Linked DNA regions of Homo sapiens: regions 1, 2, 4, 5, 6 and 7 are each linked to region 3. A link is an interaction called in ENCODE POLR2A ChIA-PET data of the cell type or tissue named here. Cell type or tissue: MCF 10A. All regions are shown on one strand. Links, peaks and the distances in the headings refer to the core of each region. The heading gives the core; the rest is flanking DNA.

Region 1 (4,402 bases), core at 94-4,093, 190 kb after region 3:
CTTTCTCTTTAGCTACACACTCAACTCTCTTATGAACCTCGAAACTTCATTTAAGTGGGTTCTCTAAAGAAAACAATATAGTATGCTTCCCTATTCTTATGAGTCTGGTGCCTAGGAAGAAAGATGACTGAAATAAACTCCAGGAAGGAATCCCCAGTGCCACTTAAGAACCAACTGAGTTCGAAAAGATACTTAATCTCTTTGAGCCTGAACATAATAAGACAGTGGATCTTGCAAGGGTGTTGGGATTAAACAATATCTATCTGTGTCTGATCCAGTGCTTGTTGAAATAGGTGCTCAATAAATGCTATTAATACTTAATATCAATCGACTCCAAAGTGTATTGTACATCATAATTAACCTGAGGATATTGTTAGAATTCACATGCTCAGGCCCCATCCCCAGAGGTTCTGATTTTCTATGCCAGGAATGTTTGTCTAGCATCTGCATTTTGTAGAAGACACCAGGTGGTTCTGATCTACCTAATCCATGGATCACATAGGACAAACGCTGTTGCCCAGGGGTTGGCACTGAACTTCCCCAAATATTCTGAAACAGACACACTGGTTCCTTAACCTCCAGAAAGGTGGCAACACTGGGACATTCTTTCTTGCCTCCCTTTTCTCTAGAATCTAAGTTTCAGGATAATTAATCTGATGAGTTATTTTTCCCAACATGATGCCCTCCTCTCTCTCTGTTAGCTACAGACTCATGGATGTTTTTATCTCTTATTCTGAAAAGAAAATTTGGCCAAATGAGCCAGCAGATAACAACTTGGGAAAGAGGAACTGATATATGCTGACTTACCCTTGGAGAGTATCACGGTGTCAAAAAAAAAAAAAAAAAAATCTGGCTTTAGTGTCAAACAGACTGGAGTTTCTATCTGAGCCCTGCCCTTTGCTTACCCTCTGAGCCTCAGCATTCTTAGGTGTAAAATGGCAATGCAAACACCTATTTCCTCCACTAGCAGGTGTTCTCAATTAACTGCTCTGCATGGGTTGGTCATTCTGGGATTAGTTCCTCTTGTATATGGCCAACAATACAAGTTACATATCCATTCTTCCTTTTTTGCTACCAGAATTCCAGCATTTAGTGAAGGGAGGGAGACAGCAATGTACCCAGTTTAAAAAAACAACATCCTTCATCCTTATTTGCAGCTAGGAATGGCCATATGACATAATTCTGACCAAGAAGACCCAAGATGAATTCAGCTGAGGGTTTCTAGGAAAGTAGTCTTTTCTGTCCCCTTCTTGTTGCTTTCTCCTTTTCTTCCTCCTCTTATTATTATTCCTCTTTCCACTATTGGAATGTGTGAGGCTAGGGGTGGCGTGGCCAAATTGCATCTGTGATGACGAAGGTCCATGCTAAGGATGATGGAACAAGAAGCCTGAGTCCTTGGTAGGGTCCGTAAAGCAGCTGTATCAGCCTTATACTGTCCACCCCTAGACTTGATGCTACTTGACAAAAATAAGCCTCTGTTTAAGCCACTGTTATTGGGTTTCGGAATACATACGACAAAACATAATCTCTAACCAAACTACTGCCCCTGGAACAGAAGTGCTTCATCCCAGCCAGAAGATCACTGGCACTGGCAACATCCAGCCTTTCTAGGTTAAGCCTCTTGTTTTTGTAGCTCTCCTCTTTGCTTGGACTTTTCTAACTTGGATCTGCCCCCTGGAATACTGTGCTGCAAACTGGTTTATTGGGTGATTTTTTTCTACCTGCTGTTTGCCCTAAAAATCTTTGCTCTATTTTTCTTTCTGAACTCACTTATCTTCCTGGTTCTGATGTCATTTTTCTGCCAGAACGAAATGGGTATGTCCCTATAAGGAAGGTCTTCAGAGCTGAGATTAGGGCATGCAGTGAATTGCAAAGGAGTAAAATTTAAGGAGGCACTCACTCGCAGGTCGCAAGTGAAGGGTTGGTGTGTTAAGAAGTTGAGTAAGTACCTACTTAAATTGCCTCACAAGCCTCATCCTATTTGCCCTAGACTGACTGTCCTTTCCCTCTACACCTGTCCAGGCTTGTCCCCACTACCGCCTTCAAGTTCAGTGCCTTTCCAACTGAAGTTTTTTACTACTATCTTTTTGTGAAATCTCTATGATGGATACAGTGTTTATTTAATGTTATGCAATAGAATTGAAAATACCAGAAAGCATCCGACATAGAATACATATCATTACTTTTGTTTCAGCTATACAGATAAGTATGAGGTGTACAAGTGCATTACTAGGTAAAATGTAATACTCTAAATTATAGTTCAATAATTTTTTTCAATTCTTTTTCCTGGCCTATCCTCCGCCTCCATCCAGGTGTCTCACCTTCTACTCACCATACAAGCTATCTACTAAATTTCACCTGAAAACTTAGCTTACATAAGCTTATATAACATTTAGCATATATTAGCTACAATGAGCTTATGTATGTGCTGCTATGTAATGTCCCCAGCCCCCCAAAGTCTAATGTTGTTCAAAATTATGGATTCCTTCATAAAGGTATGGACCAATGTATCACGAGTACTTAACAGCTTATCTTTACTGTTTATATTATAAAAGATTGTTCACCTTCTTATGACAATTAATATTTCCACATGTATTCCTTTGAAGAAGTGGACTTGATAATTTTAGAGTTTTGCTATCACAGTGTAGGTCAAGCCTGTATTTTTATGTTAGGAGCTTTTGGGAACATCAACCTAGATTTTCAAAATTTTCTCTCTGAAAGAGCCACACCTCAAATCTTCTAACGCTTGAGGTTTCTCAGCTCTGCTAGAAAACATAAAAGGTATCTGAAATTCTTAGAAGGACTCAAAGTAACAGGAACCTTGATTTCTACCGTTTAGATTGGCGCTAAAATCTTCACAAGGGCTTATTAGGGCTTACGTTATCTATTCCATTTGAGAAGCTAAGCATCACACAAAGCCAATAAAAAACCTAGGAGACATCTACTGTAATTCTATGTAACGTATGAAACAAATGAAATGTATTATCTGAAGGATACAGACCTTAAGACTACAACCAAGATGAGGAAGAAAAAGTGTATGTAATTGAAAATGCAGCAAATATATCAGAGTTACCCAAATAGCTGATAGAAGGTAAAGTACATCATTGCAAGATGTGGCCTAATTGAGCTAATTTATCACTTTTGCACCTTGGCATACCAAAGGCAATTATGTCCACACAAGTACCAAGGACAAGAAGATGCAAAAATTAAGAGAACATTTTTAAAATTTGGATTTCTGATGCTCGAAGCCCTAATTAAAGTGTTGTCCACTCCCTAAGTAACAAATGCTTGCTGTACCTGGCATATTTTAGGCTCTCAGTGAATGTGTGTAGAAGCAATGAATAAATATTTGAACAAGGATATGTAAATTCAGATACATTTCTCCTTTATTTTTTAAATTTTAGAGACAGGGTGGTCTTGCTATGTTGCCCAGGCTGGTCTTGAACTCCTGGCCTCAAGCAATCCTCCCACTTCAGCCTTTCAAAGTGCTGGGATTATAGGGGTGAGTTACCGCACCTGGCCCAGATACATGTTTGATCCTTCATATATAGCAAGCTACCAACAACAATTTCTGGATTTAAAAATCTAAAAGTATTCATAAGAGTATCTTTTCCATTCATTTGCAATCATATTGGAATTCAGGAGAGTCAGGTTCATATATTTTTTATTCATTTATATTATTCCATTAAAATGCTATCGGTAACTAATTGCTCTGTAGAAAGTAATTGCATTTGAAGCCATTTGTAAAATAAGTCTTTCATCTTTCAAGCAACAATTTGTTTTGCCAAGAATAAAACTCTTAAACACAAACACATTACAAATGGACTTTAATTATGTTCCAAATGTGATTTCTTTGCTTATGTTATTTCTATGTTCTGCATTTGTATGTAACTTGTACTTTACGTTGTTTCTCTTCTTTGTTCTCATGTTAGAGAATTTGAAAATGTGGATGATACAAAAATCATTATCATAGTGTTCAGTGGCCTGGTACACCTACGACCCCCAAATTTAATTCAACATTTATCCAGCATGTACTAATTGCTCTGCACGCACATTAATTGGGAACCTATGGTATTCTAGATGCTTCACGACATAAATTTATTAGATGCCTCCTATTGGCCAAGGTTCAGAGCTGAACTACATGCTGTTCCTACCCACACAAGGTTCACACTAATTAATCTACCATCATATATAACATGTGAAACAAAATGATTGGCTATTTTACTGCTGTTTCCCAGCTTCCAGTTGAATATTTAGACAGTTCATCTTGAGAAGCTTGTTCCATTTGTCCCCAAGCTGGATGGTTGGCATTGTGTTCAAAATGTTCTTGGGCTAAGATCATGCAAGCCCTAACAAGAAATGAGTTTTCCAGAATCGTCAACATGAAACGGCAAGTAATTCT
Region 2 (4,402 bases), core at 264-4,263, 300 kb after region 3:
TGTTTCTCAGAAACCTTCCTCATCCACTATCTCATCTCTGTCATGATCGTCAAGCTTTTCTTTTCTATAGGATCATGCCCTATAACATACAAACATCACTTTCATAAAATTCCTGTCTTTACCATCATCTTCTTAAAGTTACCCATCTAAGTGTCAACTCCCAGCTCCACCCAAGCTTTTTAAAGAGGTATCTACACATCCTTTCTTTGCTTTTTTATCATACAGTCTTTAATCTAAATTACTCTTGATCATGGTTATTTCCCAAAGATGGCCCAAAACAATTATGCTGGTTCTTGTATAAGCAGACTGCTCCTCAATTCAAACAGTAAAGTTTATTACCTCTGCCCTTGACTCGGGTCTGAACCTGTGACTATTTTGGTCAATAAAATACATTGGAAGGGCTGCTATATACCTTGACCTGGCAGCTTCTGCTTTTCTTGGAGTGCTCCAGGAAGCAGCACTCTATCTCAGAAACTAGCCACCATGCTCTGAGAACCCACGCTACATGGAGTGACCATGCATAGGTGCTCACCCATCTCAGGGCCTATGTGTCATCTATTTACTCTTCCAAAGAGACTCGTCTGTTTTCCTGCTCTACATCTCAGTAGTTCCACTCATCCTTCAAATCTGAAATTAAATATTATTTTGTAAGAGATGGCTTGATTTGAAATACTCCAACTCAAATCAAGTACCAGTATTGTAATTTGTCATCAAACATTATATTTCTAATCCATAGTATTTATCAAAATTTGTAATGGATATTGTATTTGTATTTTATATCTGTCTCCCCTAACAAACATAATCTTCATGTTTATGTTGTTCACCATCATGATAGGCAGCTTTTCACATGGCTCCCAGTGATCCACAAATCCTGGTATTCATACTCTTGTATCATACTCTCCATTTGAGCATGGGCTGGACCTAGTGACTCACCTGAAATAAATATGTCAAAAGTGATGGAATATCATTTCCATAATTAGGTTGTAAAAGACTGTGAGTTGTGTCTTGCTAGCTGACTCTATTAGCTTCTCAAGTTGCATGCTTTGACAAAGCAAGCTGCCAAGTTGAAAGGATGCAAATGGCAAATAATTGAGGGCAATCACTGCCCAACAGCCATCAACAAAGTAAATCCTGCCAACAATTATGTATGTGAGTTTGGAGGCAGATTTTTCCTCAGTTAAGCCCAGTGGACCCCTTAATTTTAACCTGTGAAATAGTGGTCCCAAGTAAGCCATGCTCAGATTTATGGCCCATGGATACTATGAGATAGTAAAGAAGTGATGTTTTAAGCCACTAAGTTTTAGGGTAATTTGGTAGGCAGCAATATAATCATTGTGTCTCCAATACAAAAAAAAAATAAATTTTATTGTCATGTTTAGAGCTATTCTAAGCACTTCATATGTATTTATTCATTTAATCATGACAACAACCTCAGGAGATAAACACAATTATTTTCCTATTTACATATGAGGAAAGTGAAGCAGAAAGGTTAACTGCCAAAGTTCACTCAGCTAAGTAAGGATTAGAGTGAGTGCTCAGATTAGATATTTTAATACATAATCATTAATTCATTCATTTAGCAAATGAACGAATAAATGAATAACCCTATTGCTCTGAAAAGCAAGAGAATAAATATTTCAGGGACTACTAAAACACTTTTAGCACTTAAAAAAATTCAGTGAAATTAATCAATGCCCATGTAATGGACTCTCAGTGTGTGTTAGTACTTTGTGGCCCTGTTGTTGGCATAAAATAGCTGCTCCCTTAATCCAATATGCACTGTAAATATTACGTGTACTTTATGCTATCTACAGGTCGGTTTAGGAAATCACGCAGAAGAATCTGGTCATTAGCCAGGATGTATGGCACGAGATTTATGGCTGAGACAGGTGAATCTGACCATTTTATTCGACATAAATTACCAGCTTCAGCTGTAAGCAAACCACTTATCTATGTTGAATAGCTAATGGACAGTTTATAGGATATCTTCTTGTTTCCCATTCTGTGCTGTGCTATGTAATGCCAGCACCTTCACACCAGCAAGTTGGATCATGTGGTTCATATCGGATGACTTCCTTGCTATGATTTAGGTGTGGTTTCCAAATAATATAGTTCCAGAATATGGCTTGACTCCAAAGACTGAGACCAGCCTGATCACACATCTTTACCATATCCCTTATTAGAAGCAAAAATGAACCCTCAACAGTGATCATTTCAAAAGTTTGATTTGAATAAAAGAGAAATGGGTGGGACTAAATTCTTCAACACTAATCCTATTTTACCTCCCGGGATTCTGTGGGTGTTTGGGCAGTAATGTAATAACAAATATGCTGATATGTGTCTGAAAAGAATGTTACATGACCATGAGTCATTATGCCCATTGCTTCAAGGCTGTTTAGGTAGCTGGCAGGAAGTAGTATGTGTCTCCAGAGCATAAAATTGGCCGCAAAGTAGGTAGGGCCTATGAAAATACTGATGTAATGTAAACATTGTATTTCTAAACTATTTACAAGGTCATCCCTACCCTACATGAGAGGTCAGCTCTACCACTAAGAGGTCCCACATGGACTTCTACAATATTCTTTGGGTTTTGGCACTTTTGCAGCACAGCTCACTTCTGAAGTGTGTGGGAAAGGCCGAATAAAGTCATCAAAAGAACCCTTGATTTAGAGTTCATCTGTGGGATTTTCATTCAAGTCAGTTCACTTGGCTATAGTTTACTCAAAAATGAAAATAATCTTAGACCACCTTTTTTTTTAGGATTAGCCTCCTTTCCACAGCTTGATAGAATTCCCAGTGATGATAAACTATCTCTTTCTGATATCTCTCAGGGGCAATTTCACTCTGAGAGACAACATTAGCATATCACCCCATGGTCACCTAAACTTGCCCAGAGATTTTTCAATATCTACACCTCTCTTCTAATTTACATCCTAGTAACTTCAAACTGTGTGGAAAATAAAAAGTAGCATCTCCTCTCCAAAAGTTTGGGGACCGCTACCCTTAATAAGAAAGCATATAGGGAAGGAATGGCAATCACTTATGTATAAATCAGTTAACCTGATTATCCACCTTCTACAACACTCCTAAGACAATGTGTTTATTCTTACTTATAGTGAGACTGCTTTAAATTAAGAAAGGGGCCCTGCAGTAGCAGTTAATATTTATTAAACATTAATTTAATCCTCACAATAACCTGGAAGTAACGGATTTTACAAATGGGGGTTCTCAAATACAAAGAAGTAACTTTCCGAAGATCACGTGGCTCACATTGATAGAGTGATTGAACCACCTTAAACCAGAGACTTAGCCACACCTGAATCTAACTCAAGGAAACATCTCATTCTTCAGCATGACAGGCCAGGTCAGGATTGAGAGGCTAAAGTTTAAATCAGGTCCTCAGCTTCCTTTCTTAGCATGTTTTTCCCACCTCAGCCATCCAGTCCTTTCCCACACTCCAATAAGTCTGTTTTCCAGAAAACACAAGTTACCAGTCAGGATATGTTAAGATAAATCATTGCTTTGCCTCCCCTGAGGATATTTGCATTTAAAACACCTTGCTCTATTTTTCAACCTAAAAGTTTCTCAGCAAGTTGCCATTAAAGAAATTTTAGACATCTATCAGCAAATGTGGAGGAAAGAATGGGCCAGAAATGTGTAATTAAGGCAGAATTTTCCTTCATGCTTCAGAAAGCACACCACATGGAGCTACCAATCCGCTCATAATTTCTTGTCCAGAGATTCCTACCTTGCTGCTAAATGAGGAATAGAAATTGCATCCAAGTCTGTTAAAGTCAGCTTTCGTCCTTTGGGGTTTTTTCCCCAAGTTGGTGGATGGGGGGCTTTTAGCATTCCTCAGCCACTTGGAAATAGAAAGACAGTGCACACATATCAACTTTGTGAACTTTAATTCAGGAAGGAAAAAGGAAATCTACCAGAAACATGAAGGACACTACCTCCTGAGGAGGAGAATATAGGCAAATGGCCCCTATATAGGTACAGCTGATAAAATTGACTGAAGCCCTAGTATGTGAGAGAGGCAGAGAGCCTCCCTCTATGACTCACCTTTCCCCTAAGGATCTGAGCAACCCAGGCCAGGGAGAGCATTTTGTTTCTCCTAAGCTCTGGAGCTAAAATGGGGAGAAGCTTGGACATACTGTGAGAGAAAGACATTGGGAAAAGCTGTAGACATTTTCCCAGGCCAGAACCAAGAGGAGAATGTCATTTTTATTCTGAGTGCATACAAAATCAGCCATTCTTCGGTAACACAGCATCATGGCTGCACAGGCATTTTACTCTTGGGCCAGAGATTGCAGCACCTGCTCTGAAGCAGGGTAGGGGCCTCCACAGCTAGGACTGTGGAAAGTACCTCAGGAGTAGATCCTGGAATTGTGCTCTCCCC
Region 3 (4,402 bases), core at 242-4,241:
AAATACCATACAAATCTTTTACAACAGTACCTTTCTACTTTTATGCTTCTTTTAAAATTGATATTTTGCTAGTGGCTTAATATGACAAAAGATGACTGTTTATTAGCACTTATTCTGATACAAGCTTGCCCAGTTCTTTACATCATTTTCTTCATTTTTATAATAGTACTAAAGAAAGGTAGTATTATTTAAGTTTATAGATAGGGAACTGAGATTCAAATTCAGAGTTGCTCAGATAATGAGAAAGAGTTTGGATATTGGATCCCAGGTCTTTTTGCTTCAAAGCTTGTGTTCTTACTGACTTGTGTTCGTACTGTCCAGGTGAACAGATTCAGTGATGCATACAGTACAGCCATATCCTAGGGATTTTCACTGTTTCTTCTCAGATAGTGTTATGGCTGAAATAAATTATTTGTCATTTCCCATACATAATTTGTACTTGCTCATCCCCATACTTGTGTTTTTACGTCCTTTCCTCTTAGAGTCTTTTCTCCTGTCTTATTGATTTGCTACCCACCTCCCTTCCTCTTTAAAACATTGTTTTTAAAGGCTGCATAATACTCTGTTGTACTAATATTCTATAATTTTTTTAACTGTTTTTCTTTTGGGAGGAAATTTTATTCCCAACCATTTAATACTTTAATATTTCAGAGAATACCCTTGGGACGTGTAAATTTTAATGCAAATTTATTTTTTTAGGAAAAAATTCCTGTAAGGGAATTTTGGGATAGAAAAGTATGTGTTGTTTTAAGGTTGAACCAAATCGTACACTCCAAGAGATAGTATCAAATTAAGAAAAATTTACTAATTACATTCCATCATCAATCTGGGGATGTGACTATATCTTTGCATTTTTGCTTAAAAAATATTATTGTCAATTTCATAGGCAAAAGTGTGGTTGGTAATTAAAGTTATATGTTGGGATCATGGTTATGTATAGGAGAAGCACTTGTATTTGCAGATTTTCTACTTAGGGTGTCCTTTACGTATTCATTTGTTTTGTCTTACATTTTTCAGTCATCTTTTAGTTTGTTCTTTTTACTTCTTTCTATTGAAATATTGTTTTAAAATGTATTCCTATTAAATAATACTGGCAGATTTTAAAAGTCAATTATATATGTGGCACATCTTAAGTATAGCATGTGAGGCCTTATCTTTTGATGTCTTACTGTGGTAGTTAGGGATTTTAGTGCTGTCTTGTCTCACTTTAACCTTTTTCACCTTCCTGCATCCTCCCAATATATTTTATCACAATTTTGGATTATATACACATTAGTGTTGTATTATTTTTGACTGTATATTGTTTACTGTTTAGCTAAGTAATATACTGTGATTATATTTGCCTTCCTGTTCTATGCTATTATTGATTTCTTTTCTACCATCTTCCTGTTTATTAGCATCTGGGTTTAGCTGTCACTTAGGTTCATCGGAGACAGAGTTTGTGTTTCTGGCTCCTGCTTTTCTTGTTTTGGTGTGGTTTTCTGGAAGAGAAGGGTAGTTGCAGAAAGCTAGATATTCTGCCGTCACAGAAACAGAAGTGTCTTGCCTGTATTTAAGACCCGATTTAGATGCCACATCTCCATGAACTCTTTTGCAGCACCTGTGTTACTGAGCAATATATTATGCTTGATTTTGCCATGTTATAAAATATATTTCCTCCTAGTAGGAAAAAGAATGTCTTTAAAGATAGGACTATTATTTGTCTTTGAAACTACCAGAGCTTCCCAGTACAGTACCATGCACTTAGTACATATTTGAGATGTACTAATTTAACAATTAACTACCACTTAAAATTTTTTTGGTAATGTTTTAGTGATTCTGGTAAGGCAGATACATTTTATGCGGGTTCGAGGGGGAATAAAAATGTGTGTTTGCGTAGAAGAAGGGGGAGGGGAAACAATGAGTTTTCCAGGATTATGGAACTAGTAGTGGTTTCTAGGCCATATTTCATTTTCCTGATCTTCCCTGCTAATGTCTTGTGCTAGAAACTATGCTGTTTATATCTCATCATCTCTCCTCAGGTATAGCAAACAAAAGGGAAAGGAAAGAACTCATCACAATTATAGGGCAGCAGCAGGAGGGTGGCAGAAGACTTCTGACTCATTAAAAGTGGCTTCCAGCCAGAATTCTCAGAAGTTTTTGTAGATGTTTTTGACTCATATAGGGAAATAAAATATCCAGCTGTGTTCAGCCTGACAATGAAGTTGGGGTCTATTTGTGCTATGTGTCACCTCCATTACATTAAGCACATAGTTTATGATTGTAAATATTTGAAATTTATATTCAGAGATAAATACGGATGCACTGAAGCTGGGGGAAGGAAATGAAGAATGAATGGGGTTAAGAGTTGGGCTTTATTGGGTGTAGGTAGTATGGTAGGGGGATTTTATTGAGGAATACTTCAGATTTCCTAGCTGTTAGATGGAGAGTAGCACCATAGTGCTGAGAAGCGGGTGCCCAACTCCAGGGGAATGTTGAATGGAAGGGCACAGGGTCAGGTACAGGGACTGGAAATAAAGATAAACAAGTTATGGGTAAGTAGACCAACGCAGTAAGAGTAGATTAAATCACCCCGAGGAAAAATCCGATAGAGCAAACTCAGTACTGTGAGAGGCAATCTCTTGTTAAAAAACGTCACTTTGATCTCATAGGATTACTGAAACCATATCTTTGCATGTCATTTTGAGGTTTTATAATGAATATTATATAAAACAGTTATATTTATGAGTAAACTTGGTTAATTTTTTCAGCTTTGCTTCAAACACTGGCTACAAATGATGAACCTCATAGACTTTTTTGATGGAGATGTTAAAAAGGCTTTCAAGATAGCATTCAGACTGGCATTGGGCATACTGTTGGGCCTGTTACCACCAGCAGTTAAAGCTTGCAGGGCTTCTAAACAGAAGCATGGCATGCAGTCAGCTGGAGTCTTGATTTCATAACAATTTTACAGATTGGGACAAGATTTTTGAGGTAAAGGTTTCAAAAAATAATAAGTTACTCCTTTGCCTGACCAACATCATACGGTCTATTTCAGGAGATGTTTGAACTCCAGAGCTCCCAAATCCAATCTTACAGGGATGTTTATTTATATTTCAAACAGGCTTTTCCTTAAATAATGGTTAGCAGTGTCCTTTCTTAAAGATTCGAAGACAATACAAAAGTAAAAATATTAGCGTAATCCAAGTCAAGTGCAGTTAATGTAAGATTACTCTATTTTTAATTGTTCTGTATATCTTCAAGATGTATGGATAGATATTAAATATTTTAACAAAATCTGTACATTTCTCACAAAATCAGTGAAAAAGTGGGTCAAATGCATTACCTTTGTTAGCTTTAACAATCTGACATTTTAAAAGCTTCAAATCCAGTACATCTGAATTGTTAAGTTCTGAGGGTACTTCTTAGCCCTGACCTTAATTCCTCTGTGTATTTGACTTTCTTCCTCTGTGTATTTGACTTTCTTCTATGACCTCCAAAATATTCTACCCTGGTTTTTTTCCGTCTATCATTTCTTCTCTGTGTCTATGCCTCTTCCATAGCCCTATACCTAAATGTTGGTATTACTGAGGTCTATCCTCAAGCCACTTTTTTCCTTTTCTGGTACAGCTCTCATTAGGAAATGTAGTTGTTCTTCTGAGCTACAAATCGCAGAACCATTTGCAACCTCTCCTCACTCAATGGTTTCCTCTTCCTTACTTCCTATAGTGAGTTAGTTTAGTTCAGTGAACATTTGAGTCTGGCTTAAATCTCTCTTCAAGCCAGTCCTTTCTTAACCTCACTGTCACTGCCTTTGGTCAGGTTGTGATCATTCCTTTTCTTGGCACTTTTGGTCAGCAAACATTAATTGAGAATCCACTCTATTATGCTGGGCATTAAGGATACAAAAATGATTTAAGCTTACATAGAAATAAGGGTGTTAGGCAAACAAGTATAAGCAATTATGTTACTTGACAATGGAAATTTGCTCTCATGTTAAATATTTTGTAAGACACATAGTAATGCATTAGAAATGTAGACAATTTTGCATTATGAAAAGCAAGCCTCAGAATCTAGTGTGAGGCTGAATATTGCAAAGAGCCAGCACAAGACAGGCAGCAGTACCACATGGAGGGATACCTTTATGTTACTATTAGTTCTCCCTGTGTCATAGCATGTTGCCTTGTTTCAGCGTTTGTGTCACTCTCTTCTCTCCAGTGTTTCATAATCATTACTGGAAAGCCACCAAGAGTGCAGGACTGGATTGTGTACACACTTTCTATTTCTGTGAAGTTGTTTGTATGGAATATTCCTTAATGGAATCATTATATTAGACATTTGTATAAGAAGTCAAATGGGGCAGAGTTGCTAATCCATTGTGAGGTAGGTCAGGGAGGACTTCATGAAAGTGATCTACTTGAGC
Region 4 (4,402 bases), core at 196-4,195, 350 kb after region 3:
ACTCAGATCTTGCCTTAAAAGAACTGCCTGGTCAGTAAGTCTCAACTCAATGCCACTAGAGCTTCCTCATACAAGTTATTCCCAGCAGCATTCCAGAAATCCATATTTGGAGCTCTAAGACACATTGTCTTACTAGCACAGAATTCTAGTTCCCATCTTAATCACTTCATTCATTTTGTCCTTTTCACCCGGAACGGTATGCCCCCCTACTTCACTCCCTATTCAGGTTCTAAGGAAATATTTGCCTTAAAGATTCACCTTAAGCTGTATCTGAAAGCTTTTATATACTTCAAGTGGTAAAGAGTTCTGCCCCCTCTTGTAATGGTCATATGACCATTACCAAATATCTGTTGATCAAACACAAAGCCTAAATCATAGAATAGTGAAATGAATAGTTTTAATCATCTTAATCAAATTAACGTGATTTCTCTATAGCTTCAATTAGTATCCAATGCCAGTCAATCAATATTCCTCCCCATTAGTATAACTCAGAGATTCTCAAAATTAGCTGCTTTTCAAAATCAACGATGAAGCTTATAGAAGAATGGATATCTGGACCCCTCCCTAAGACTGTGATTCAGGAATTCTGGAAAAAAATAATCTAGTTTCAAGTAGCTCCACAGGTGTTTCTGATATCCACCCGGGGCCAGGTCATAGTAGTTCCAGCTGAGTGCTTAGTAATTGACCCACAAGTGTGTCAGGCCATGAGGAGTCAAAGAAGCCATACTAACAACAAGAGATTTAGGGTGATCTGCAGATTAAACCACAAAGCAAAAAGTTTTCCTTTACATGCCAAATTCCGCAGCCCCTGCAGATCCAATAATTCATAATAATTTCTTTGTAGATACAGTTACAAACTGACAACTGGAGCCAGGGGTTCCCAGTTGTGACAGCACCCAGAATAATCTGGAAGCAAACATAGGTACACTGACCCACTGAACTGGAAACTCTGGGAATGGGAACTGGAGATCTACATTTTTCAAATCTCCAGGTGATTGCTTAAAGCAGAAAGGATTGGAAATCTCTTTTTAGGTCATTCCAAATTAGTACCTATATTCCCTCTAAGCTACTCAGATATTGTCTTTAAAGAACTGCCTGGTCAGTAAGTCTCAACCCAATTCCACTAGAGCTTCCTCATATGAGATCTTCCCAACAGCATTCCAGAAATCCACATTTGGAGCTCTAAGACATAAGGAAATGATAAAGGATTCCTATGAAAGAAGACAAAAACTTGGTTTGCGTTAGCTGATACTCTCATCTTTCCAATGGTCATCACAATAATTGCTTAACTAAGTCAGTGTTATGGCACGAGTGTTTGTATATTGTTCTAAAATCTTTCCATTGGCTGTGACTCTAGTGTATTAACCATTCTTCTTGCCTAGAGATAACCTAATATCTTTGCCATACAGAAGATGAAAAGCAGCTGAAACCTTTAGGCTTCTTTGTGTAAATATATTAGCTGGGGATTCATATCATGAACTATCCACTCTTTAAATACCCTTGGAAACTGTTTTGTCTCAATTGCAAAAATCACTATTATGAAGCATCACTTTTTATTATAACACAGTAGATAGTTTAATGTACAGCAACCAAGAAAAAAAAGGAATATGTTTGCCAGTTGGTATTTTGCCCTTATTATATAAAATTGGAAATGGAAAAGGCAGCCTTGATGAAAACACTGAAATTCCAGTAAGTAGGATTAGTCATACTTTTTGTGTTCCAGGGTTAGATTTCAAACGGCAAGTAAAAATTCCCTGAGCTACCAGTGGAGGCAAACACTCTCAAATTAAAATAAAAAGGACTACACATATTTACAAGAGCCAAAGCTAGAATGAGTAACGTTTGACATTTGGAAGGCTGGAATTGCAGCAAACAGCTCTCTCCCCGAGGAGAAACTTCTCACCAAATAGTTGGCTCATTGTGGTATCTAGCTTTCTTTGAAACAGCAAGCCTAAAATCTTCAGGGAGAAGGCAAATTAATGAAAACCACTTTGGCTTAACGCCTCACAGGCTGGGAACTGTTGTAATCAAGTCAAAAAGCACAGGCCAACTGAGTTTTAAATTATACACTGGTGGGAGAAACTGGAAAGACATCAATGATAACAGATTGTTTACAGGCCTGGGGCCCCTCTTGTAGCCTCACTCACTCAGTGAGTGTCTTGGGGCTTTTCACTTCCACCATTAATAAGATCTCTTTGCTTGGGAGGTAACACTTGGACATCCTTTGTTTTGTACATTAGGATAGCAGCCATATTAACAGCAGCAACATTTTTTCAACATAAACATAACAGCAAATAGGTAATAGGATGAGTCAAGGATCAAAACATGTGCACTGTCGGCCAGACACAGTAGCTCATGCCTGTAATCCCAGCACTTTGGGAGGCTGAGGTGAGCCGATCACGAGATCAGGATATCGAGACCATCCTGGCCAACATGGTGAAACTTCGTCTCTACTAAAAGTACAAAAATTAGCTGGACGTGGTGGTGGGCTCCTATAGTCCCAGCTACTCAGGAGGCTGAGGCAGGAGAATCGCTTGAACCCAGGAGGCAGAGGTTGCATTGCAGTGAGCTGAGATCGCGCCACTGTACTGCAGCCGGGCAACAGAGCGAGACTCCATCTAAAAAAAAAAAAGTGCACTGTCACCCACATAATTCACAGGGACAAAGAGACAGAGAGGCAGAGGGAGAAATAGGGCAGACTTTCAGAAGTCCTAAACATGAACTAAAATACTAAGGTTTATACATATTCTTTATATCTCATAATCTTTCAGAGTATGTAATCTTACTTTGATTATGTAACCATAATCTTTCAGAGCAGTGGAGTATAAAATAACTGTTGCAGATTATTAACTTTCTTTAAATGCCAATGGCAAAAGTTAGCGTTTACGAGTTTTTCTTCCAAACCATCTATGCACCTCAAATAATCTCTTTGGAAGCCATAACATCTCTTTACAGCTCACGTAGGAAATTCAACTTCTCCTAAACCCCTCCCATTCAGATGAGCGCTGGGTAAAAGCTCCTAGGAGGCCTTTGGCTAGGTCAGCTGCCTTGCCCTATTCTGCTCAGCTGGGTGGTGTTTGTGTCTTTCCACAAAATGGATAAAGACAAGAACCGATTGCCCACCCTATCTAACAGTCTCACAGCTTCAAGGAGTTTCCTGATGGCCCACTGCTCCTAACATGTTTCTCCTACCAAGTCAGTCTATGACAGTAGTTCAGCAAAGACCCTTTTATTACTTTATTGTGGCTGCTGTAACAAAGTATCACAAAATGGGTGGCTTAGACAACAGAAATTCATTGTATCACAGCGCTGTGGAGGCTAGAAGTCAGAGATAAGGCATTGGCGGAGTTAGTTCCTTCTGAGGGCTGTGAGAGAAGGATCTGTTGCAGTCCTCTCTCCCTGGCTTGGAGACAGTCATCTTCTCCTGGTGTCTCTTCACATTGCCTTTCCTCTATGCATATCTCTTTGTTCAAATTTCCCCCTGTTGATCAGACACCAGTCGTGACGGATTAGGGCCAGTCCTAATGACCCCATTTTAATTTGATTACCTCTGTAAAGACTTTGCCTTGAAATAAGGTCACATTTTGAAGGACTAGGGGTTAGGATTTCCATATATAAACTTCAGGGGTACCAAATTCAGGCCATAACAACCATCTATTCATTCTTATATGGTGAACACTGCTGACAACATTAAGGTCAATTTGCACTCTGAGAAGCAAGGATGCCAAACCCACTGGGCCATGTGTCAGCTCATGAATAGTTTGCAAGAAGCTACTATAATTCTCACAAACTAGTATCCTGTGATGCTAAGTGAAATTCATTACAATCAGGTCACCTATAAAACACTTTTCTTCTAAATGTATGTGTGGTTTACTGTACGATAATATGAAAGAGTCAAACTAAAACCACACCTGGTAATAATCTGTGAATACAGCAACTTTGGCTTTTTCTTCAATCATCCTCTGCCGAGGTATTTATCCAGTTTCATTCTCCATTTCATGCATTTAACAATGAGACAATAATATAGCCTTATCCACCCTGTATCATAGGTCATCAAATCCTCTGTCTTTCCTAGCCACCACAACCACAAATTCAACAACCAATAATATGCCTATGTCCTTAGTAACACTGTTTTCCTTAAAAAGAATTCCACCACCATCCTGCTAAAAGATCCCCAACCCAGTTCACAAAGGTTGTGTCACTGTGCTTCATCACCCTGATGACAATAAGGTTGAAATCTCCTCTTATAAACCCCTTGTCTTGAGGCATAACTCAATTGATCCTATGAGGAACAGGGATATACTCTTTGAATAGACTGTAAACCCAATCACAGAAAGTGTCTTCCTCTCCAAAGAAACTAGTTTGACCTAAAAACCCAAAGCCCACATAGATAGACCTACCA
Region 5 (4,402 bases), core at 207-4,206, 220 kb after region 3:
AAGAGACCCAAAACAAACACACAGAACATTTGATTAGCTCAACAGCTGCTAAAAATCATTTTGATAAAAGTCAGCCCCATTTCTGATTTAAAATTTTTGTTAGCATCAGGATGAAAAAGGATGTTATTTATATGCAAAAACATTAATCTACCTAAAACAGCTATTTGCTTGCTTAAGAGAGGAACTGTTAGGCAGCCCATACATTAAAATCTGGAATAGACAAAGGATGCTCATAATCCCAGTATTTTGAATTTTTCTAGGATTTTCAACTATTATCAAAATATAAAGGAAAAAGAATTTTGCTAGTCTACCTAGAAAATTCAAGATAATCAATTGAAAAGTTATTAGACTACATAAGAAATTTCAGTAAATCAGATAGACACCAGATAAAATCAAAAGAGCAATCACTCTTTGGCATGTCAGCAATAGCTGGTTAAAATATAAGATAGAACAAAAATAGTAGACAAGGACGACAAATATATAGAAATAGTCTTTTTAAACAAATGAGCAAGAACCATGAACGTCCTTTCTGAGTTATTCATTTAAACAACATGAACAAATGGTGAAATTTTCCCTGTTCATGGATGAGGAAATCGACTATTATTAAATGTTAGATCTTTTCAAATTTATAATTGTGAAGCAATTACACCAAAATGTCAAGGGGGCTTCTTTTGAAATATTTCTAGATTTAATGTGAAAGAATAAATGATGAAGAGTTAAGAGCATTTTGAAAAGGAAGAGTAATGGGAGAAGAGAGTTTAGCACTACGAAATATTAACATGTTATGAAGCTCTAACGAGGTGAAGAGCACGGTACTGTCAAATACGTAAGAATCAAGAAAGTAATAAATGAGGCCTTCCAAATGAATGAGAAGGAGATTTGTTTGAGAAACAGTTCCGAACAATTCCAAAATAATGATAGTAAAATGTAAAAAAACACCAAATATTATAACATAAAAAATAAAATTAAATAAGCAAATTTGTCACTCACAGAAGAAAAAGAAAAGCATAATAAGCTCAAAAACAAAGGAACAGATTACTAGATTTAAAGATCTAAAATTTTTTATTTCTGCCCATCGTAAAACCTCAGAAACCTAAATAGTAAAAACAAGCTGGATAAAATATATACAAGATAATTCAACTAAGAGCATGAACTGAACATTCAGAAAAATAAAAATACATATGGCTAACACAAATAATGTTCACCTTTAATAATCAAAGATATAGTAAAATTTAAAGAAAATGGCATACTTTTAGTTCTTTAAAATAGTTAACATTTTAAATGATAGGCCTAGCCAATAATACATTCTTTGTTCTTATGTTTTCTCAGGTTGATTTGGAAGTTAACCATTCAGTAAAACTGAGCTGCCAAGTTGTAACGAAAGCAAGTCTCGTACAAAATTCTCCCACACTTACAGTTATATAAACATTCATTAACAAGCAGGCAAAAAACAACCTGTACTGTAGTTTCACTGAAATGCCAGCATTGTCCTTTTAAGTGATCAGCCGCCCCACCAACATAAAAAAATAACTGAAACCAATTATGACAGCCTTCCAGAAGCAGGGCCTAGTACCCTGATAGTTAGCTCCAGACAACTTGAAAAATTCATAAATCAATGGGTGGCCACAGGACCATTTAGGGATCAAGCCTTGGGCACTATTTTAAGGGTATGGTAAGGCCTCACTGGTTTCTTATTCCATTGGCATATAAATATGCAGAATGTCTCTAACATGTTTTTAAAGAAATCATTTCTCCTGAAAACTTAAAATTTTGCCAAGCAGTGAAATTATCCTAATTTATAAGTCACCCACTTCACCAATACAAGCAAATTTCTGCTCAATCTGCTAATTTCCATACGGATTGCTAATTGAAACACAAAAAACAGAAGCACTTCTGTTAGCCTCCTGTGGAATATGGACTTCCTGATCAGAACTCCAGCTGGCTTTCTTTGGACTTCTGTACTATTGATTAGCACTTGGGTAATTGCTTAACCTAAAGAGATCTGCATAACCTATATAAAGGGAGTTATAAACATTGAATACCAGATGTTTACTCTTCTTCCACATGATTCCTCTTCTTACCCTTGTATTTTCTATGCATTCTGTATTTCTATGGAGATGACTGGAAGTTCCGCACAGTTCTGGCTCTATTCACAGTTCAGGTTACATTCAGCTTAGGTCCATCAACACTTATTTTGGTAAATCACAGCAAATGTCAAATTCTTCAAACCAAAAGAAAATCCCCAGTCTGTACAGAGTGATAATTATTTCTTTTTATGAAAATTTCTTACATACTCTGCTGAAAAAGATTATCCTATTTTTATGTTTTTGATGGTAGTCTAGTGTTTCATAATCTCAAACTTATTTCAACAGCCTTACCTCATTGCTCCCAGAGCCAAACAAGGTCAATGAGTAGTCGTTGGCAAGATACTCTGCATTGTTTACAATGCCGCAGCTATTTGCAATGATACCTGCCCATGTCGCCATCAACCTCAGGCTGCCTGCATCTTTGCCAGCAGCCGTCAGTGGAGAGAGGAACTAGTACTTCAAAGGTCTCAGTACGGCTCATAAAAGAGCAGGGGGTTGACCCAAGCCAAGATGAAGATTGTATATTTGTCAGTTATGTTTGACTATTTTGACAAGCTAATCCATAGAAACTCAAGATAACTGAGAGGAAGTCTACATTTAATAGCCCCAGAGAAGGCTACAGATAAATGTAAAAGAAAACTAAAGATCTCCAGGGGAAAATACTTAGTATCTCCTCCCCATCGTAGAAGAAAAAAGGGAAACAAGCCAATAGTACCACTTATGATTTAAAGAACTGACCACATATAACAAAAATGTTAAATATCCAGGGAACAAAAGTGAAAAACTGAAGGAGGGAAAGAAACCAAGCATTCAAAAGAGATGATGAGTAAGGCGGTGACAAGCTAAAGGCACTGCAAGTCTGGGGCACACTGAGTGTGAGAAGAAACTCTGAAGGGTTTAACAGGAAACCAGGATTTCCAGGAAACTAGAAGCCAGTTGAAAATTGATGCACATTTCAAGCCATTTCAAACAAGAAAAGGGCGAAATTAAATATGGGTTCAAAGGACAATTATACATCCAAAGGCCACTGCCCCAACAACTTGGAAATCCTTATACACCTAGATGAGAGTTCTTTTGCAATTCCTAGATACTAAAATGTTATCCACCCCAGTAGCCAGTACCTGGCTGCAGAGAACGTGAAGCTATTATCAGATTTTATGCTTATACCCAACCTGTTTCAAAAACAATATAAGGTTCCCTACAACAATAAAATATTGCAACATGAGAAGAGAAATAATTCAGGCAAAAAGACAAGGCAGAGCTTATGAAACGAAGCCAAGAAAAAATAACACACAAATCTTTACCAAAACATCTGATAACAGTAGTTCCCAATGTTTTTTAGTATGAGGTCACTTTTTCTAAAATCAGAAATTTTCATAGATCACCCTCAAATGACAATATGCCCCCCACAGCCATGATACCCAACAATTCTATTTACACAAGTAGACATTGATGAAAAATGCAATAAGCTACAATAAATTCAGTTATGTGAAATTGTATTTTATGAATCAGAAGTGTACCGATATGAATAGTAATAAATACGTAAATATTATTTTATTTCATAACAATATTGGAGATCCTTATCAATTCATGGATCTCTGCAAAAACCCTAATGCCCTGATTTAGCCATTCTATTTGTTTTCTAAAAATCTTTGCATCCTGTGTCTTCACAAATACAATGGAAGTTTTAACGGAAATTCAACAGGGAATAAAATGTGCCATTAAGACCTATTTTACAAACTACCACCAAAAGAACTTTTGCTTGGGGTCTGTGGAAAAGGCCCTTTATGTCTTCAATTATCAGTTTCATTATCTTCACAAATAGACAGCCCCCTGCCCAAACCTCCACAGGTACACAGTGACACCCAATTTCATTTAGGTACAGTCATGTGACTGTTAGTCAATGAGATGTACACAGAAATGGGGTGAGCAAATCTCCACAAAGCAAGCGCTGTGTGCTTTGCCTCCACTTTTCTTGCTGGGTAGAATGCAGACAATACTGACAAGGATCATACCCTTGGGCAGCAGAGGAAAATAGCTGGATGGAACCTGGGACTTTGTGAATTAATGGAAATTCTTTATTAAAATTCTGACTATTGAAGTTCTTTTTAGAATAGAACAAACTGTTTTTAAGCCATTCTTAATTTTGTATTTTTGCTGTCACATGCTTTCAGATAGTAATTTCTAGTTAATACTGTCTCTTAACTATCAAAAGTGTTCAGTTCTAATATTCAGTCTTCACTACTCCTAGAAAAATCACATACAATCAGAACGAACTTTACTTCCTGTAACTTTGCAGTCTCATTTCTTGTCCT
Region 6 (4,402 bases), core at 161-4,160, 340 kb after region 3:
CTGGCCACATAGAACTGTAAGTCCATTAAATCTCCTTCTTTTGTAAATTACCCAGTCTTGGGTATGTCTTTTTTTTTTTTTTTTTTTCTAAGACAGAGTCTCGCTCTGTCGCCCAGGCTGGATGGAGTGCAGCGGAACGATCTCTGCTCACTGCAAGCTCCGCCTCCCAGGTTCATGCCATTCTCCTGCCTCAGCCTCCCGAGTAGCTGGGACTACAGGCACCCGCCACCACGCCTGGCTAATTTTTTGTATTTTTAGTAGAGACAGGGTTTCACCGTGTTAGCCAGGATGGTCTCGATCTCCTGACCTTGTGATCCACTCGCCTCAGCCTCTGGGTATGTCTTTATCAGCAGCATGAAAACAGGCTAATACCCATAGCCTATAATTAAAAATTATTTTTAAAATGCAGAGCAGTAACTTTCATCTGGTAAGATCAATATCGATAGTTTGTCAGTTACTTGAAAAAGCTGAACAAAGTAGAGGAGTTTTAAAATCAAATATTGTAATTTAAAACCTGAAAATAAACATGAATTTACCAATCTTTTAATGTAGAGGGTCTCCTTTTATTGAGTGCACATTATCTGATTAGAAATCCATATCATCTTTCCTGAATAACCCACATCCACAAGGCGTTCTCTCCAAATCCCCACTTCCCTTGCAAGAACCCAGAAATAATTTTGCAGAAATTTTAGAATACAGGCCTTCAAGATTTTCAGTTTCCCCTCCAACCTCTTATATTTGTTTCATCCACATCCAAATTTAATAGCAAGTCTAGTAACTTCTCTTTATCAAGTCTTTCTAAGCATTATATATAATTAGTTTTCAGAGAAATAAAAATCCCCTTTTATTTTGCAGTCATATTTCACGGTTCACATAATATTGCAATTACCCACTTTAATTCAATGGCAAGTATAGGTGGCATAAACAGGATTGGGACAAACTCACCTGACCCTTGGCAGGCACACAATTCTATTGGGAAAGCAAAACTGTGGGGATCCTGCTAGCTTACTTTCAGGATGATACAGACATCAGATAGTATAAGAAAAAAAAATTGGTTAATATGTTGAGTCAGTTAAGTGGAGATACTCAGTTGGAATATCCAAATCCATATCCAAGTCCATATCTTTTACTATTTCCTCACACTTTCATCCTTCCATCTTTGATATAGTTTTCCTCTTTTACCTGATCCCTGCAGTTTTTTAAAAGTAGTTGATTTCCAAACACATTGTATTAACATTTTCTAAGCAATTTGCATTTCAGTTAATGTTATACAATACAAAGTATATTTCTGGCTTTAAAAGAGGGCTTCATCAAAGGAGTTTATTTTTAAAATCTAATCAAGCAATGTAAAAATCGTTAAGTGAGAAACAAGCTCTTACAATATTGATGAGTAAAAGAATAAGATCTTCATAGGTAACCAACATATATCACCACATATATACATGGAAACAAAGGCGAATTTAGGTTGACTTTCATTTACATTTATAGTAAATAAGACAATGTATCGTGACCTTCCCTGGGAATAAATGTTTTTTTCACTTGAAATTGATATCCATGAAATCAGTTAGGCAGTTCCAATATAATTCGCCTTTCCGTTTTAGATAAGGACCAGATGTGCTCTATTGGGACACATGTTTTCATGTCCATTTGTATTTTCCCTTCAGGACTAAGGGTGTGGAGTCTAGAATTAGTGAGGCTCTCTGATTTGAAACTGCACCTCCCTCACTTACTACATTATATGTCTAAGCAACAGTCTCCTCCCCATGGCTCTTCTGTCCCATGCAGAACACAGTCATGCCTTGTGCTAAGCTGGTAGCCCCAGGTAGAGTAGCCCAGGAAATGCTTGGGTGAAAAGCTGTTACTCTTGTTCTCTAACTTATATTGCAGAAAAGCAGTGCTCCCACATTATAAAAGGACAGGCAAGAATCCCAGGAATCTCTTTACCTCTTCATAACAAATCCCACTCTGATGAGACTAGAATCAATTAACTCCAGTGCCTAATACACACATCACTACTATATGCAACAATTCTATTCACTATTCTAGAAAAGCCTTGCTAAACAAATCTGCCTTACAATGACATCTGCTGGGAGTTTCTGGCACTGGATTTTTTTTTTTTTAAGACCAATATCTGAGGTTAAAAAACACGGCTCAAGAGAAAGAGAATTTAACTGTGTCAAGAATCAATCTCTCAAGTTATCTTTCAAACTAGGGACTATATCGCTTAAAAAATAAAGAAAATATACCTCAGGTGAATTCATAATAAATATCAGATGCTGAGCTATGAAACTGAACCCAAAACATGAATTAACATTCGAATGCAGTGTTATCCAGCTTTTAAACATTCCATCTAGCAAGAAAAGGACAGAATATATGACATTCTTCTTGGATATGCTTATACTTCAGAGAATTTCTCAATGCCGAAAATCTGTCATTTTTTTCAAAAATATCAAAGTATTTATTGAGCTTGATTATTCTTCATATTTAAGGGACTACTGCTGTAAGTTTACGTTAGAAATCTTTAAGGGCTGGTGAAGAGCATTTTCCTTCTAACCCCAAGTTTGAATTCCAGTTGAGGATGTGGCCAAGGTATGGTGTTAGAAGGACCATGGGAGTGAATCTTCCAGCAACTGATTGACATATCCAGTGGTTCTGCCTTCAAAAAGGGATGATGGCTGGGTGCACTGGCTCACACCTGTAATCCCAGCATTTTGGGAGGCCAAGCTGGGTGGATCACCTGAGGTCAGGACTTCAAGACTAGCCTGGCCAACATGGTGGAAGCCCGTCTCTACTAAAAATACAAAAATTAGCTGGGTATGGTGGCAGGCACCTGTAATCCCAGCTGCTTGGGAGGCTGAGGCAGAACAATCACTTGAACCCAGGAGGTGGAGGTTGCAGTGAGCCAAGATTGCACCATTGCACTCCAGCCTGGCGACAAGAGCAAAACTCCATCTCAAAAAAAAAAAAGGATGATCATGCTGAAATTAAGATGATGCCTAATATTTCTCTGTCAAAGTAACCTAAGCTATAAAAGAAAATCTCCTAACATTCTCTCCCCTGTGAAGCGGCAGACACCTAAACGAAGGAGGAGTTAAGTTATGGGAGTTCACCGATGAATTAGAAAGGCAAAAGGAATTATAACATGAACAAGTTATAATTCTACTTAATTGCACCCACTAAGACATATTAACATGAGATGCAATTAACCTAAGTATTAGCACAAAGTCCAATCTCCAGCTACCACTTAGCCAAAAAATTTTTGTAACTGAATAGAAGTGTTCATTGTTCATTAAGGAAATTTATATTGGCATTATTGTATTTGACAGCATGATGGACAAATTACATTTCTCTTGCTATTGTTCATAGTAATAATTGAGGCCATTCTTTAACCTTTGATTAGATAATGATTAAGAAATTCTTGAGATTATGTTTGTCAGAACATAAAACTGGAGATAATCTAAATATCAATAGGAGAATGGGTTTAAAAAAACTGTAGTATATTGATACAATGGAATATTAAAGGTTAAAATAAATGAACTAGAACTTCAAAAAGAAAAGAAAAATATTATGAGCTTAATAACATTGCAATCTCTCTGAATTTCCTAAGAGAACAAAAAAAACAATTACAGAGAAATTGGACTGGTGTCCTGAGAAAAAGCCCATAGACTGTTAAAAAAAATTAAGCCATCATATAGCTCTTTACTTCAGCCATAAGAGCCAGCACCCCAAATCTGTGCTGTTCAGATCTGTCCACCTTTCAATTTCATTTTCATGTTTAAGGACATGAAGCAACACAATATTGAATCTAATAAAGTGTGAAGGCTGTGCTTTGCGGCAAGGCAGGAGTTATTCCCACAAAACTGACATAGGGTCAAAAAGCATAAAGAGTTGGTATATATTCTATAATTCCCCATCTTTTTCCTCATAAATGGAGGTTATTTTGAGGCATGGCTCTACAAGAGCAAAGGCTATGTCCAGCTCTGTTCAGTGCTATTTTCCCAGTGCCTGCTGGTGAATGTTTATAGAACTGCTTTCCTACTTGTAAGCTATTTTACAACCTTGACACCTGATATATCCACATCTTAAAGCAGATCTTTCCACATCTTTTCTGACTCTCATTGTTCCCTATTCTGCTCCACCCCAGATCCCAGATTCCAGGAGTCCACCTCAGCTAGTCTGAGTCTCCCTTACATTGCTCTGGCGGCAGAGAGAGTCCTCTGATTTTTACAGAGGCCATCTGCTGCCTTGGACCAAAGACCTCTGCTCACTTGAGTCCTCTGGCATCAAGACTCTGGGAGTGAGAGAAGGGAGAGTAGAAACAACTGGAGCCATCAGATGGAAGGTAAAGCATGTAAAGGAGCATCTAAGGAAATATTTGCCCACAAGGCAGTTTTTGAAATGG
Region 7 (4,402 bases), core at 145-4,144, 65 kb after region 3:
CTTTAATTACTCCATCTTTTTCAAAGGAAAAGTAACTTTCAAGGTCCCTCCATTATTTTATAGGAACAGAGGTGTGGTGGAGTCTGTGATTTGGCTTGCAAGTGTGATCTTGCAGTCTCTTGCTCTTTTCTATTTTGCATGTGTTTGTAAATTTTGGGCAACCAAATATTTTATTTAAAATATTAGGTTATATATAATGAAGCATTTTTGTATCCTCACATGTAGTCTAATATCCAAATATGTATGTTTTTCCAGCTTGGAGGTATAATTATTGAGGTATAATTAACAAGCAAAAATTATATATATTTAAAGTGTACAATGTGAGGTTTTGATATATGTGTGCAGTGGGAAATAATTACAGCATTCAAACTAAGGCAGTCTCTTGAATGCACCAAAAAAAGCAAAAGTACTATCTCCCGAAATCACTTGCCAGAGGTAGTTTTTGAAACAAGTTGAACTGTAGATCACATTTTATCTTTGTGAGCTGTCCTATAAGATCCTCCCACACCCAGCCTGTCTATATTCAGACAGTGTTTGCTAGAATGTAGCTGGACAACCTCTACTTCAACACTCGAGTGAGGTGGCCAGGGGCCAGGAGCAGTGGGCATGGCCCAGTACCCCTTGGCACTCCCAGGCAGAGCCCACTTCTGCAGACTGTGCTGGTTCTGAGTAATGGGTTAATTTATACACAATGTTCAGCCAAACATTGAGGCAGAGAATGCCAATGCAAAGAATTGGCCCAAGTGCCAACCAAGGGGCACACCCCTTCAGTAGGCTCAGTTTCGAGGTTGGAGGTGGAATTGCATAAGAATTCAGTTACTGTTTATTAACATAGCTCTGTGCACCTCTGGCATCTACTGGCCAGAGACCCTCTGGTTTTCACATTTACCCTCAGCAGGACAACCCAGACTGTATGGATTGTGTTTACACTGGAAAAAAAAAAAACATGATATTCCCTACAATGTGAGAAAAGAAGTTAGAGATCTTCTCATCTTCGCTCCTTCTTTATAGAAATGACAGTACTGAAGCTTAAGAGGTAAACCAACTTTCCCAATCCAGCATTGCTCGTCATAAACAAATCCCCACATATTTTGATAAGAATAAAATCCATTTTATTTGCAATCTCAAATATTAGGGCTTTATTACCATGGAATGAAGATCATTCCGGTACTTCTTGATCTTGAACATGTGTGGGAATCCCTGAAGAATCTTGTTACAATGCAGACTCTGATTCTGTAGGTCCGGGTAGGGCCTGAGATTCTGCACTGTTAACAAGCTCCCAGGTGGTGACCCAACTACTGGCCTACGCTTTTGAATATTGAGCATTTATAGGCAATGCCTTGCCTAGTGTGGGTGGACTTGAGCCTCCACAAGAAAGTATGTAGGGCTTTCCACTGTGAATACATTTCCTGGTATGGTGAGGAGTTCCCATCAAAGAATTCTTTTGCTATGCCTAAGAATAGCAAAAGAATAGAATTTCATGCAAGTGCTTTCTTCAGAAATAAAGTAAAACTGAGAAGATGGATCATTTAAATGTTTTGTATTTCTGTAAATGCACAAATCATATTTCTAAGTGTCCTTGGCAGAGGAACCTTATCATAGTTAAGAAAGTTTACATCTGCATCTCCCACTCAGTCTGAGCATGCTTTACTTCCTCTTAAGTAATAATCGACATTGCGAAATTGCAGCTAGGCAACTAGCAAAATGTTCACAGGGAACACAACTGCTAGCTTTCGCTCATAACAAGCTCCCTTCCCTAACCCATGTCATTCCCTACATGAGCTTATTCGTGGGTTTCGCAGCCTTGGCACTACTGATGTTTGGGGTCATTGTTGCAGGGGCTGTCCTGTGCACAGAAGGTTGTTTAGCAGCATCTCTGGACTCACCGCACTAGATGCTGGTAGCACTCCACCCCCAGTTGTGACAAACATAAATGTCTCCAAACATTGTCAAATGTCCCCTAGGAGACAAAATTTCCCTTGGTTGAGAATCACTCCTCTACAAAAATAATTTATACTATGTTGGAAAGGACAACTAGCTTAAAACATTGATTTATATAGTTTCAGATTGGAAAGAGAGCTTTACTGCATTTGGGGGTCACACACTGAGACAGAGTCTCACAGTCACCCAGGCAGTGGCACGATCATGGCTCACTGCAGCCTCGACCTTGTTTCTACAAAAAATAAACAGTTAGCTGGATGTGGTGGGGTACTCCTGTAGTCCCAGTTACTCAGGAGGCTGAGGTGGAAAGATCCCTTGGGCCCAGGAGGTCAAGGCTGCAGTGGAGTTGTGATCGTGCCACTGCACTCCTCCAGCCTGGGTGACAGAGGGATACCTAGTCTCAAAAAAAAAAAAAAAAAAAAAGTGTTTCCTATTCTTTACTCATGGCTTCTCAGCCATGTAGCTAAATTCTGGAACAGCTCATGTGTACAGTCAATGACAGTAAGTCCGCTTACAATACACTCCACATCACTTTGAGAGAGAATGTTTTACTAACATTTAACTGACAAAAAGAAGAGAGAAAGAGCAATTAATCAATCAGGTATTTGCCTAAATGCTGAACAAAAGTGATCTACTAAAATAACCACTTGTTCTTAGATCTGTTGTCTTGCTGTTAAGGGAACTCTGAAGTAAAACACATATTAAGTACTTCAAAATTCACTTCTTGTTCACAGATTCTCTAACATTGTTAAGATGTGACAGCCTGAAAACATGTCATGCAGACACTAGTTATTTACTGTACTAATATTAATAACTGGAGGCCCTGGCACAGGGCCAGAGTGAAGGGACCTTTTCTATCCTCTTTTTTACTGAAAGGGAGGAAAAGGCATTCTCTCAGTTCTAAGCTGGAGGTGGCATCCATCACCTGCCAATGAACAAGATCTGCTGCTACGCAGCTGCCAACACCCCTTCCATTCACACTCAGCTGATATTTATTGTACACCTACCATGTGCCAGATACTAATCTAGGCACCGCCACATAATTTATCTATTTTATTTTTACAATAACTCGGTACATTTGGGCACAAATGGAGAATCTAAGGAAAAGGGTTTGGCTAATAATGCCAAGCCTATTTTACAGCCCTTTGCGCTTAAAAAAATTTTTTAAGAGAATTTGAATGGATTTTAAGTATTCATTATGTTCATTACATTCATTACTTACTTCCTTGCTTGATTTCTTTATGCAATAGATGTCCTTGAAGAGTTTGGAAGCAAATTGCAGTTTTGTAAGTTGACTCACTTTTGAAATGTTTTAGTGTGGCTCCATGATATTTATGACTCATGCAGCAAATTTGCCTAAACAAAACAACCTTTAGTAAGATGACTAGCCACTCTATCTGATTTTTAATTCTGAATTTTAACTTAGTGGTTTCCTTATAGATGAACATATATAACATTTTCTCAAGTCATCAATAAAATCTAAGCCAACAGTAGTTTGCATTTTGACAGCAATGAAGTAAACTTAGATACTTGGTGTAGGAATAAATATTAACCCCAATAGTTCAACCAATCAAATGAAATGTACAGCTGTATGTCTTGAATGACGTCAATGTTTGTATTAGTTTCCTATGGCTACTGTGACAAATTACCATAAACTGAATGGTTTAAAACAATGAGAATTTTTTCTCTTATAGTTCTGGAAGTCAGAAATCCAAAATCAGTCTCCCTGGGCTACTGTCAAGGTGCTGGCAGGGCTGGTTCCTTCTGGGACGTGGGAAGAATCTCTTTTCTTGCCTCCATCAGCTTCTCAGGCCATCTGCATTCTGTGGCTCTTGACCTCATTCTCATGTCATCCCAACCTCTTGCCTCTATCTGCTGTGAGTCACTCTGATCTCCTGCCTCCCTCCTATAAAGACTCTTGTGATTACATTGGCCCAACCCAACAACCCAGGATAATCTCTCACCTCAAGATCTGTAACTTAATCACACGTGCAAAGTCTCTTTTACAAAGCAAGGTACCCATATTCACTGGTTCTGAGAATTAGGACTTGGCTGTCTTTAAGAGGCCATTATTCATCCTATGACAACACTGAAACAAAACTCAAACTAAACTTAGTAAAGGATTGGTACAGAGCCAACTAATTACCTAAATCAGTTTAAGTAATTAAGAAATAGACCTGGAAAAAATGCAGCGAGTGATGAATTTTAATCCAATCTGCCAATACAAATCTGGGACTTTCCATTTTTATAAGAAACGCAGCAGTGAGATGAAAATAATCCTTAAAACATCACTGAAAGGCCCTGTAATTATAACCTGCTCCCTGGAAATTAAAGGAAAACTAAAAGAAGTATCCAGAAAACCCCAAACTTGGCTGTACTTATCACAGACATTGGTAAGTAATAATACTATACAACATTCACTTTGGATTATTATCTAGAAAAATTGATTAGCTTGACTGAG

The links. Peaks named below come from ENCODE experiments on the same cell type or tissue, not always from the same donor. Only the 100,000 strongest peaks of a DNase experiment are listed, where the experiment ranks them.
Region 1: POLR2A ChIA-PET joins it to region 3 with 10 read pairs; 5 of 35 experiments call an interaction of 5 or more read pairs at or near these places.
Region 2: POLR2A ChIA-PET joins it to region 3 with 22 read pairs; 4 of 35 experiments call an interaction of 5 or more read pairs at or near these places.
Region 4: POLR2A ChIA-PET joins it to region 3 with 11 read pairs; 5 of 35 experiments call an interaction of 5 or more read pairs at or near these places.
Region 5: POLR2A ChIA-PET joins it to region 3 with 20 read pairs; 5 of 35 experiments call an interaction of 5 or more read pairs at or near these places.
Region 6: POLR2A ChIA-PET joins it to region 3 with 16 read pairs; 4 of 35 experiments call an interaction of 5 or more read pairs at or near these places.
Region 7: POLR2A ChIA-PET joins it to region 3 with 34 read pairs; 3 of 35 experiments call an interaction of 5 or more read pairs at or near these places.

The regions. Positions count from the first base shown.
Region 1 is chr7:17,488,216-17,492,617 of GRCh38, forward strand. All of the region lies in intron 1 of LINC02889 (long intergenic non-protein coding RNA 2889), which reads right to left. Among named protein-coding and RNA genes, the nearest start is that of LINC02889, 68 kb to the right of the region's middle. RefSeq lists a silencer at 4,361-4,402. In MCF 10A, for the core only: no CTCF peak of the experiment used is centred there; a DNase peak (open chromatin) is centred at 1,996.
Region 2 is chr7:17,598,051-17,602,452 of GRCh38, forward strand. No RefSeq gene overlaps it. Among named protein-coding and RNA genes, the nearest start is that of LINC02889, 41 kb to the left of the region's middle. RefSeq lists an enhancer at 808-1,309. In MCF 10A, for the core only: no CTCF peak of the experiment used is centred there; a DNase peak (open chromatin) is centred at 2,411.
Region 3 is chr7:17,303,050-17,307,451 of GRCh38, forward strand. The region is part of intron 1 of AHR (aryl hydrocarbon receptor); the gene reads left to right. Among named protein-coding and RNA genes, the nearest start is that of AHR, 6.6 kb to the left of the region's middle. In MCF 10A, for the core only: no CTCF peak of the experiment used is centred there; DNase peaks (open chromatin) are centred at 2,122 and 4,202.
Region 4 is chr7:17,650,259-17,654,660 of GRCh38, forward strand. No RefSeq gene overlaps it. Among named protein-coding and RNA genes, the nearest start is that of LINC02889, 94 kb to the left of the region's middle. In MCF 10A, for the core only: a CTCF peak has its summit at 1,794; a DNase peak (open chromatin) is centred at 1,803.
Region 5 is chr7:17,522,055-17,526,456 of GRCh38, forward strand. All of the region lies in intron 1 of LINC02889 (long intergenic non-protein coding RNA 2889), which reads right to left. Among named protein-coding and RNA genes, the nearest start is that of LINC02889, 35 kb to the right of the region's middle. In MCF 10A, for the core only: no CTCF peak of the experiment used is centred there; a DNase peak (open chromatin) is centred at 2,457.
Region 6 is chr7:17,644,740-17,649,141 of GRCh38, forward strand. No RefSeq gene overlaps it. Among named protein-coding and RNA genes, the nearest start is that of LINC02889, 88 kb to the left of the region's middle. In MCF 10A, for the core only: a CTCF peak has its summit at 2,066 (motif pointing left); no DNase peak of the experiment used is centred there.
Region 7 is chr7:17,368,554-17,372,955 of GRCh38, forward strand. It overlaps LOC105375171 (a long non-coding RNA gene), which reads right to left and starts at 3,293. Exons shown (of 4, transcript XR_927074.3): 1 at 3,164-3,293. RefSeq lists an enhancer at 2,907-4,106. In MCF 10A, for the core only: no CTCF peak of the experiment used is centred there; DNase peaks (open chromatin) are centred at 748, 1,678, 3,258 and 3,818.